2 separate regions of the Homo sapiens genome follow, and region 2 is linked to region 1. A link is a contact called in ENCODE Hi-C or POLR2A ChIA-PET data. All regions are on one chromosome and are shown on one strand. Each heading gives the region's core, a stretch centred on a gene start or an enhancer-like site at or near the end of the contact. The rest is flanking DNA. Distances are from core to core; before and after follow the strand shown. Region 1 overlaps ADCY5 (adenylate cyclase 5). Region 2 overlaps ADCY5 (adenylate cyclase 5).

Region 1 (5,303 bases), core at 1,838-4,337:
AAGAGGACTCTTTGGAGGCTTGGCCTGCGTTTTCAAGAAAGTGATTAAGTGAAATAGTGCAAATTATCTCTCTCTCTCACACACACACACACATACACACAGAGAGAGAGAGAGAGAGAGAGAGAGAGAGAGAGAAGGTGAGGCTGACAGCAGTAGGGGTGAGGGAAGCACTGTTTTCTTCAGGCAGAATGAGAACTGCCCAGTTCCCAAGTCTGCCCTGGGATCCGAGACTGTGGATCCTGACTGCATGTCTTCCATCTGTCTCTCAAAACTGAGACTCTAAGCCTTTAGGAGAGACATGTATCTGCATAACACATTGGCCCCCAGTTTTGGGGGTCTCCCAACCCCCCATGCTTCTCTGTCAGGTAGGGACAGTGTAGGCAGCAGTCACCTTGGTCTCCCAGGAAGAAGGCTGCCCCTGGCTGAATCTCCACATCCGGGAAGGACCTGAGGGGGTTGCAGCTGAGCCCAGCTCAGGGAAGTGGAGTTGGTGGCCGGACTTCCGGGCTTGAGCCCTTCAGGCAGTGCAGATGTGCCATTTCCCTGCTGCTTCTCCCACCCACCTTGGCCCTCCCATGGTGGAACGATCACTAGCAGTGAGAGGTCACACCTACGCAGAGCTTGCCTGAACCAGCCACCGCCCTACGTGCGTTCATCTACTCACTTAAACCCACAGCAAAGAAGAGGGCTGTACTGTGATTATCTCCATTTTACAGGAGAGAAAACTGAGGCACAGAGGTGAAGTAACTTGTCCTCTCGTTGGTTAAGTGGGAGAAATACCCTGGAACGCTTTCTGGTACTAGTTTTTACCCAGCCTGACTACCAGACAGATGTTTTTACGTGCCCAGGAGAAAGGAGTGTGTCCAAGGAATCTGGGAAGGAGGTCTGGGGAGCCCTCAGGCTAACAGGAGACTCAGAGGAGAGGCAGGAGAGAGATTTGGTTTCCTGTGTGTGTGTGTGTGTGTGTGTGTGTCTGTCTGTCTGTCTGTCTGTCTGTCTGTCTGTCTCTCTGTCTCTGTGACTGAGGAGCCACCAGGGGCCTTTCCTGTCTGATGGCAGTTCTTAAAATCCAGGGGTCTCCCCCTTAGGACATGTGAGGAAACAGACTTCCCTATTAGAACAGATCCCATAGGCTCAGGTTTAAAGTGGGAAGGGGTAGCCCACCAAGTGGTCCCAACATATACGAGCCAAGTCACTGAGCTCCCCCTTCTGGAATTTTCTCTCCTGGTCCTGTCTTTACCACCTCACTGGCCCAGGCATTGTCCCTGGCACCGCATGGACAAAGGTGCTTTCCTTGATTGCTCTCAGCTCCGCAGAGCTTTGTGCAGGTTTCGCTCATTCAGTGGAACACAAAGGAAATCCAGAAAATTTGCTGCTCAGAAGCAGTCTAGCACCTCCAGCACAGCTTCCCAGCCTGCCTCGGCCAACACAGCCGGCTCACCGGCCACCCCTGCGCCTCGGCCCAGTTCTTGCCCTCTCTCACCATCTCTTCTCCCACTCAGCAGGCATCTTCCTATTCCTCGTTCCACGGTGCTGGCTCTTGGGCCCCCAGCCCTCCAGCAAGGGTGTTTGGTCAGAGGGGCTGACTCAGGCCTCTTCTACGGTGACTGCCCTTGGGGTGACTCCTCCCTCTGTCTCTCTCCCATGGAGGCAGTGACTTTGGGTTGATAAAAGAACACTGCCCTAATCACAGAGTGGCCTGCATGTCAGACCCCTGCCACAGTGGGGGTATTTCTCTCTGGGATGTGCCAGGATCAATGACAGCAATCAGGAAAGAGATGAAAGGAGAGAAAAATCAAGATGCTATAATTTTCATGGGGACAGAGACGATTCTGACTCTGACATCGCCAGGGACAGAGGTGGCTGGTACACATCAGAGGCCAACTGCAAGCAATCATATGCAAATGTCCCTCTGGGGCCTCTTTCCCTGTTACATCAGCAGCACTGGTTGTAGCCCTTGGTAGAAACACAGTGCTTGCTCTGGTCTCTGTTTTGGGGTTGAACTTTTGGCTTGGGTTGGTGGTTAAGTAGGAGATGGGGGGTGACATCATAGTTTAAAAACACCCCTTGGGGCTGGGCTCATGGGGCGGGGCACAGTGGTTAGGCCTAGGCGCTGGGGTTAAGCAGTTCTGCACATTGCCCCTACTCTGCTGTTTCCTGGCCATGTGACCAGGACAAGTTACAAGCATTGAGCCACTCTGAACCTCAGTTTCCTCATCTGCGTAATAGGATAGGAAGAGTACCTACTTAATAGGGTTGCAAAGAGTAAATGGAATAATGTGGGGAAAGTGCTTAGCATAGTATCTGGCACATAACAAGTGTTCGGTAATTGTGAGCTGCCATTATTATTGTTACTGTTATTTTTATGATTATGATCACACTCATATCAACAAAGAAAGGCCTGGGGATTCTCTAGTTGGCGAATGGAGGGTGATGAGTCACATTCATCAATTCTCTGCAGAGTTGTAGTATTTAGAGAGGGTGATGACATGCTGTTCTCTAGCCCCACTGAGAGCAAGGCCACAAGAAAAATAAATCAACTCCACAGCATGACAGGCTGGGCCTGGATCTAAGGAAGAGGAAGAGACTGATGGGGGTTTGGGGAAAAGAGTTTGTCTTGGATAGGGCGGGGTGTCAGGCAGGGGCCACCACTGTCCATGGCCTCATTCTCCCCTGGCCCTGAGGAGAATAGTTGTGCAGCACACACCACCCCGGGGCGCAGCCAGGGACTGGCCAAGGAGCCTGTAGGATGTTTTGATGCTGAGCCACCACTGGCCGTGGGCAGACGCAGGCCAGAGGCCAGGGGACCCCTGGAGACCCCGGAGACACTTAGTTGTCTCCCCTGTCTGACGTGTGGTGACAAATGGAAATGTTTCAGCCTTTCTGACGGGGCGGGGGGTCAGCTGGAGCCAGGGCCCATGCTGGGATGTCCACCAGTGGCTTGCAAGCCCTCCTGCCTGTCCTCCCCCACCCCAGATACCAGCACTTGCTGCAGCTGACAGCGCCAGGGCTGGGGGAGCTGTGCCCTCCCCACACCTGGGAGGGACAAGGGCCTCTGGGACATGCCAGCAGAGGCATTCTGGAGGGAGGGACAGCTCCTGGAGCTCTGCCTGGGGAGGGGAGAGCTCAGTCAGCCTCAGCCTTCTCAGCCAGAGAAGGCGCCATACCACGTGGGTCACAGCAAAGGTAGATGCAAACAGACCTCGGCATCAGCAGCTCACCCTTGCCCAGGAGTCAGTGGAAGGGACCAAGATGAGCACCTGTGTTAAGCAGACAGGTCCACACCCAGCTCTGCCGCCTGGTGGCTGTGGGAACTTGGGCAAGGCACCTAATCGGAGCCTCAGTTTCCTCACCTGTAACATGGGGTGGGGATGGTCCTCAACTGTAACATGGGATGGCCATTCACTCATCCATTCAGCTAGTGTGTGAACTCTGCCTCATCAGTGGGGACCACCAGCCACATTGCAGGACACTCAGCTACAGGCGGGCAGTGTGACATGGATTAAAGTACACATCATCACTGGCATCATGAAGCTCATCTTCTGTTAGAGAAGACACTAAGCAATGAATAATTAGTCAGCTGAGTTTATCACATTCTTGTGGGAGCTAGGGTTTAGTGACCAGGGGACACAGACTTCACAGGGTATTAATGTTAGACAACGTACTGCTCTATTGTTCTGTTATCATTGTGATAAAAGGCACAGAGGAGCAGCATCCGTAAGAGGGTGCCCAGCTAGCTAGCCCAGGACTCCTTGCAGGGCTGCTGGGAGCTGAGGTGAGGTAGGGCATGGAAGGTCCCCAGCCCCGCGCAGCGCAGGAGGCTGCAGACTGATTGCCCTTGAGGCAGGGTGGACGACCAGAGAGTCAAGGTCAGGTAACTCAACACCCCAAAGGTTTCAGGGGCCAGAGAACGCCCCAGCCAGGCCTGAGAGGGCTCTGAAGGATTCTCTGCTTTCACAGGAGCTCCTTCTTACTGTGGATGACCCTGCACTGACTGGTCTGTGCCTGAGCTGGAGCCCTGAGGTTTTAAAGGTCGTAGGTGTTGGGTGGGTGAGAGATCATTCCAGACTCTTCTTTGTGTGAAGGGCGAGAAAGCTGTCTCCTCTAGTGGGTGCTGGTCCTTTGCCTAAGAAACATTCCCCGCAGGGCCCCAGGGTTCAGGATGGGGCACGGGTTGGGGGATCTTGGTTCACCAACTTGGATCAGGCACCCGAGTCCTGTGGATCTGCAGCCAGGGTCCCGGCAGAGGGGCTGCCAAGTCTGGTGTGGCAATGAGGTAGTCAGCCCCGCTCCCCACACATCAGGGGTGGGGCAGGGTCTTGGGGAGAGATCCCCTGTCTCCTCAGTCTTTCCCCAACACCTCCCACTTTTAAGGTTATTATCTCCTCTCCTGTCTCCTTCAAGGACTTGGCTGCATTCCCCAGGTTGCTCTGGTGTCTGGCTCTGCTGCAGTGTGGTTCTGAATTATAATGACCACGCGACAATGTCCGAGATACTCAGATACCTGTGGGCGGATTGTGCACCCTGTAGGCAGAGGGTGGAAAATGTTTACCTTCCACTCACACCCTCAGCCAACAGACCACATGAGGAGGGGCCGTGAACATCCTGCATTCCCGTCTCAAACCTGACATGAAGAAAAGTATTCTGGGCCGGCCACGATGGTTCATACTTGTAATCCCAGGCCCAGAATACTGGGAAGCTGAGGCAACAGGATTGCTGGGGCCCAGGAGCCTGAGGTTACAGCGAGCCAAGATCTTGCTGCTGCTACTCCAGCCTGGGCAACAGAGCGAGACCCTGTCTCTATTTTTTTTTAAGTATTCTGAACTCTACTCCCGTACCAGTTATAGATATAAATGGTCTTTATGTTATTATTTTAGTCATTCCACAAACATTTACTGAGCTGCTACTATATACAGCCTGCCAGTATGAAAAAGACACTGTCTCTGCTCCTTAGGGAATATCCAGCCCTCACAGTGAGGGAGTTAAGTGCTATGGGAACAGCAGCTTGACAGCCCAGGGGGCCCTGTTGGTGGAGTCAGTAGGGTTGGGTCTTTAAAAAAAAAAATTAATGGATTATTTTAGTTGTGATAAAAATACATAGCATAAAACTCATCATCTTAGCCATTTTTAAATGTACAGTTCAGTGGCATTAAGTACATTCAAATTGTTGTGCAACCACCATCACCACCGTCCATCTCTGGAACTTTTTTTATTTTCCCAAGCTGAAACGGTATACCCATTAAGCGCTAACTCCCCATCCTCCCTCCCCCAAGCTCCTGGAAACCATCATTCTATTTTCTGTC
Region 2 (5,230 bases), core at 2,731-5,230, 76 kb before region 1:
GTCTCCTTGTCTCAGGCCCAGCCATCTGCTCTAGGACGGTGGCCTCACCATGTTTCTCCCACACCTGGCACCGGGATGCTCAAAGGCCAGCATGGAACCACAGGGAGGACAGAATGAAAAGCGAGACCTTCTGCCATAGGCTGCCCAAGGCCTCTCACTGGGCGTTGGCCTGTGTGTGGAAGAGATGGGAACGGTGCTCCCTGCCACTCCAAGGACATCAGGGGCTGAGCAGGTGCTGTGTCAGGGCTGAGTCCTGGGGTGGCCACCTATGCTCTCCCACTGAGCTGGCCACCCTCCCCTGCCCTTCTTTCCTCATACCCGAGAACCCTTCTTGGCCTCAGGAAGACAGTGTGCTCCTGGGACTGGATTCTTACTGCAGAGGGACTGCCAGCCGCCGGGCCCTGTCCTCTGGGGCCCTTCTGCCTTGGGGCTTGGTGACGGGCCTTCTTAGAATAGTGTCAGGGAGCTCTTGAGGGCAGGGGCTTGTCTGTCCTCAGCAGATTGGGAACTCTGAGGACAGAAACGGGTATTGCACCTTAGTCTGAGAGCCCCTTGAGGATGGCATTGCACCCCCTCTTCCCTCCCATCAGGACCCAGTTTCTGGCTGTGAGATGCAGAAGCTGCCCAGTCCTCGGCGCCTAAAGATCTGGGAAGGAGGCTGTGGGATGTGGAGGCCTCAAGGCTGTAGCTGGGGATGCGGGAAAAAGAGAAACTTCCCACCTCCCACGGCGCAGAATCACATCCCCTTAGTGGCTTCCCTCCGCTTCCCCTTCTCCGCAGGGGTGGGGCGGGGATGGGTTTTATAGCCAGGGGTCAGGATTCCACAAGCCTGATAGCCAGTGGAGCTTGTGCCCAGCTTGGGCTCGTGCCCAGCGTGGGCATGAGTAAGGAGGAGGCGGATGTGAGTGTGGGATGGGCCGGCAATTGGGGCGGGCTGGGCTGGTGCCTCTTGGTGGGCTCAAGAGTGAGGCCAGACCTCCTGTATCCTCTTGGGCTGCTGCCTTGTCTGACCCACTCCTGAGCCCGGGGCCAGGGTGGCTCCAGTAACTGGTCTGTCCTCTCACTGCAAGGTGCAGGGAAGTCTCTCCTGTCTGTGAAGTCAGCCCTGATGCTCCTTCCCAGGAGGGAAACAGGGAAGTTTCTGTACCACGTGTCCAGATTCTGCTATACAAAATTCCTCGCTCCTATCGGGTGGTATCTCTGTGTCTGTATCTCCCCTACTTGAGAAAGGACCATCTCATTAATTGGCATGCTTGCCCCCTCCCCTGAAATGGCCACAGGCCTTGGATTCTTCTGGAGCCTTATGGCCTCTAAAAGCTTGATGAGAAGAGAGACCAAGCCTGCTGCTGATGGGCCCAGCCTGGAAGCTGTTATCCTATGATCTGGGAGGAGGCGAGTCCTTACAGCTGGGCATTCTGGCTGGGGTTGAGGAGGGGGATTCGCAGCGCCCCCTGCCACCAGACATGAGCTGAGCTCACTGCCTCTGCCCTGCAGTTGTGACTCAGTGGCTGTGTGGTTTAATGGTAGGTGCCGGGGCATTCCAGTCAGGCGGCTCTGCATTTGAAACCCAGCTCCACCACCTACCTGTATATAAGAGCCTTGGAGAAGTGATGGCAACTGTCTGACCCTCAGTGTCTCCATCTAGCACTTGGAGCTATTGCTATCCACTCCACAGGGCTGTTGTGAGAATTTGTTTACTAATCTGTATAAAACACCCTAACCTACCACCCTGCCCATGGGACTTCCGTGGGCAGCCCGAGAGGAGGTACGTCTACTAAATGACTAGCTCCTCTGGCCACTGTGCCTACCCTCAGTTTTTCAAGATCTTGTTCATTTTAGCTTCTGGCTGCTTTAACTGCTCATCCAAATCTAGACTCAGCTTTGGTGCCACTTTGCCGAGAGAAAGGGGAGAAAGCCTGGCAGCATTAGGAGCTGAGCAGAACCCTTCAAGTGCCCCTCTGCCCAGGAGGAAGCTGACAGTCCCAGTGCCTGCACAGTTTTTTGCTTCCTAGTAAAGACTGCATTATTATGAGCTAATGTCTGTGCTGTCCCTGGAGTGGCCAGGGGAGAAACACCGGGTAATGTGATTATTACAACAGTGACAATAACAACAACAGCACACCAACATGCACACACATTTACGGAGAAGGCCGTGAGTTGAGGGGCTGGCTCCAGGCCAGGGCTGTGGTTAGCACACCAGGGATGGCTGTGGCGCTTGAACACAGTGAGTTTCAGGCTTTTCATGCTCAACTCTCTCTCCCACAGTCCTCCCCCATTGAATAAAAAGCCAACAGGACATATCAATAAATCCTTTCCACTATAGCATAGCAGTGGGTTTGATATAATGTGGTCTTGTGCCTGCCTGGGAGGCCAGTGGGGGAGCTCTCAAAAAGGAAGGCAGTGGGCTCCATCTGTCCTGTGCCCCCATGCCCTTTACTCTTTACTTGCCCACTCAGAACTCCTCCCACCCAGTCATTGCCTACCACCCACCCTTGGGTGACAATGTGAGCCAGGGTACAGGGAGCAATTGCCCTGTGAGAACTCCCCATGGCTCAATCTGATGGTCATAGTGGACCACACCCAGGTACTAGATTTAGGACTAGGTGTCATGATGAGATAATGTCTGTGCTGCTCAGAACCGGCACAAGTGCTAACAGTATGACGTGATTATTGTACTGTAGTGGCTAAAGACCACCTGAGTTTGAATCCTGGGTTTGTCATTCATGTACTGTACAACCTTGAGGCAGTTACCTAACCTGTCTGGGTCTCTGCTTTCTCAGTAGGAAGTGGAGATAATAAAAGTAACCTACTTCTCAGTGCTGGTAAACATGCTTATAATAGTGTGTAGCACCTGGTAAACCCTACGAAGATTTACTCTTTTATAGTCATTCTTTCAACAGAACAATAAGCACCTGGAGTGATTCCCATCCTTGGGGTCTGTTATATGTTAAACTGTCTCCCAAAAAGGATATTGAAATCCCAACCCACAGTACCTATGACTTATTTGAAAATAGGGTCTTTGCAAATGACAATGTTAAGATGTCATCAGGGTGGGCCCTAATCCAGTGTGACTGGTGTCCTTATAAAAAGGGGAAATTTGGACACAGAGACAGACATACGCAGAGGCAAGATGACCTGAAGACAGGGAGAGAACACCATCTACAAGCCAAGGAACACCTGAGGCTACCACAAGCCAGGAGAGAGGCAGGGAACAGATTTTTCCTTCTGGGGAAACAGCCCTCAGAAGGAACCAACTCTGCCAACGTTTTGATTTTGGACTTCTGGCCTTCAGAACTGTGAGACAATAGATTTCCGTTGTTTATGCCACTGAGTTGGGGAATTTTGCTGCAGTAGCCCTAGCAGACTAGTGCAGGATCTGAAGGGGGTATGGTGTGGCCACTGCCCCTCACCGCTGCCCTGAGCTGCTTGTTACCCCCCAGGGACAAACAGTGTCAGAACTGAGCAGACCGGGGTGGCGAGGCTTTGGCTGGCCTCAAGCCTCTGGCATCTGTCTCAGATGGTCCAGGCTCTTGGCCGTGTAGGAGAATGGAGATGCGGCCATCTGTAGGGCCTGGGGCACAGATCACTCACCCCTCACCTCCCACCCTACCTTCCTGCCTCTCACCTCTTTCTTAGCGCACTTCCTACCTGCTCCAGGCAGGAGGAAAAGGAGAAAGGAGGTAACAAATCTCTGGAGAGGACAACCCAAAGCAGGGTTTTGGCCTGAGCATCTCTACCCGTCTTCTCGCCATCTCCTGGAGGCTTAACTGTGATCTCTAAGCGGGAAATGATATGCCTATCTAGGGTGTATCTGTGTGTCTGTGCATGCATGTGAGTGTGGATAGAGAATGTCCTTCATTAAGCTGCTGTGGCCTCATGACCATGACTCATAAACTTACAATCAAGCTCTGCTGGACAGAGGAGACCTGTCCCCAGGGTGGGTGATGCCAGCTTCTGATGTAGCAGCCAGTGCCAAGGCCCTCCGCAGCGCACCTTGGCAGTCTGCCCCGCCTGCTCCCTCTAAAGAACGGTTTGTTCAGTTTCATTTGAGGAAACAGATATGTCTTGAGCATCTCTGTATGTATAGCCCAGGGATACAGTGATGAGGATGGTGCAGGCTTCACCCACAGGGAGCTCATCATTTGTGCTGGGTGGAGGGGTGGGGGGGTGTCTACAACAACTGCGCAAATAATACAAGGTAGAATAAAATGAGCACGGGGGAAGTGCAAGGTGAGAGTCGGAGTGGGAAGAGCGACTCGGAGGAGGAGGGGAGCTGAGCAGCAGCTGGGGAGAGCTGGATGGGGGAGAGCCCAGGGAAGGTTTCATGAAGGAGGTCACTTTTGAGAGGGGCCGCGCAGCAAGAGCCTCGCTGGCAGGGGGAGCAGTGGAAGCAAAGGATTGGAAGCTGGAATGTGCCACGTATGTCCGGGTACACAGAGTCTTCCCCGGTGACCCAAGCACAGGGTCCTCCCTGGAGCAGGCAGGAGTTGAGGCTGGAATGTGACACATCATGGTTGCCCTCACATGCTGGGGTGAGGAGTATCTACAGAACCGAAGTGTAAAAGGGGATCCACTGAGGTCTGCAGGCAGGAGTGCACGGTCGGTTGGACAGGGAGCATTTACAGGATTGAGGAGGCTGATGCAAGTCTGGCAACGTGGGTATGGGGCCTGAGGTGGGAGTAGGAAGGAAACGGTGAAGGGAGAGACATTTCTGTTGGAAAAGTGACAGGATTTGGCAAGCGAGGAAGAGGAGGCGTGGAAGATGAGCCAGAGTGATGGAATAGTGCTGCCATTCAAAGAGAAGTGGGTGGGCGGACGGCACTTCCCTGGCCTGTGGGGGCGCGTGGAGGGGAGGGCCTTGAGTGCCACCTGACTGTGTGCTCGTCAGATGCATGGAGGGCCTGGAATCATGATGAGGGGAGGGGATGCGGTGCTCTCTCGGGCACCGGCTGCACTATCAGCGTTCCCTGGAGAAACAGAACCCTTAGGATTTATATAGACATATAGAAAGATTTACTGTGGGGGATTGGCTCATGCCGTTACGGAGACTGAGAAGACCCATGAGCTGTTGTCTGTAAGCTGGAGGACCAGAAAAGCCAGTGACGTGGTTTCAGTCCAAGCCTGAAGGCCTGAAACCCAGGAGAGACAATGTTGTAAGTCCCAGCCTAAGTCAGAGGCCTGAGAACCAGGAGCCCGCTTTCCAAGGGCAGGGGAAGATGGATGTCTCAGC

The links. A loop is a pair of places that touch in the nucleus more often than their neighbours do. ChIA-PET counts read pairs that join two places held with the same protein, here RNA polymerase II (POLR2A). Pooled maps may share reads with other maps.
Region 2: a loop to region 1 is called in a map of heart left ventricle, with 2.7 times the contacts of the local background. The contact joins two enhancer-like sites. A Hi-C loop is called at or near these places in 15 of 168 maps with a recorded cell type or tissue (Right ventricle myocardium inferior, Right ventricle myocardium superior, aorta and 6 more) and 9 of 50 pooled maps. POLR2A ChIA-PET finds 5 or more read pairs at or near these places in 2 of 52 experiments (RWPE1 and WTC11).

Annotation. Positions count from the first base shown.
Region 1 is chr3:123,341,440-123,346,742 of GRCh38, reverse strand. The region is part of intron 3 of ADCY5 (adenylate cyclase 5); the gene reads left to right. Among named protein-coding and RNA genes, the nearest start is that of ADCY5, 100 kb to the left of the region's middle. RefSeq lists an enhancer at 2,532-3,201. Within about 2 kb of position 3,087, at least 4 of the 41 ENCODE cell types and tissues checked have a DNase peak (open chromatin) inside an H3K27ac peak, as active enhancers do; they include ascending aorta and heart left ventricle, where a contact is called at or near this core.
Region 2 is chr3:123,418,866-123,424,095 of GRCh38, reverse strand. All of the region lies in intron 1 of ADCY5 (adenylate cyclase 5), which reads left to right. Among named protein-coding and RNA genes, the nearest start is that of ADCY5, 28 kb to the left of the region's middle. Within about 2 kb of position 3,980, at least 13 of the 41 ENCODE cell types and tissues checked have a DNase peak (open chromatin) inside an H3K27ac peak, as active enhancers do; they include ascending aorta and heart left ventricle, where a contact is called at or near this core.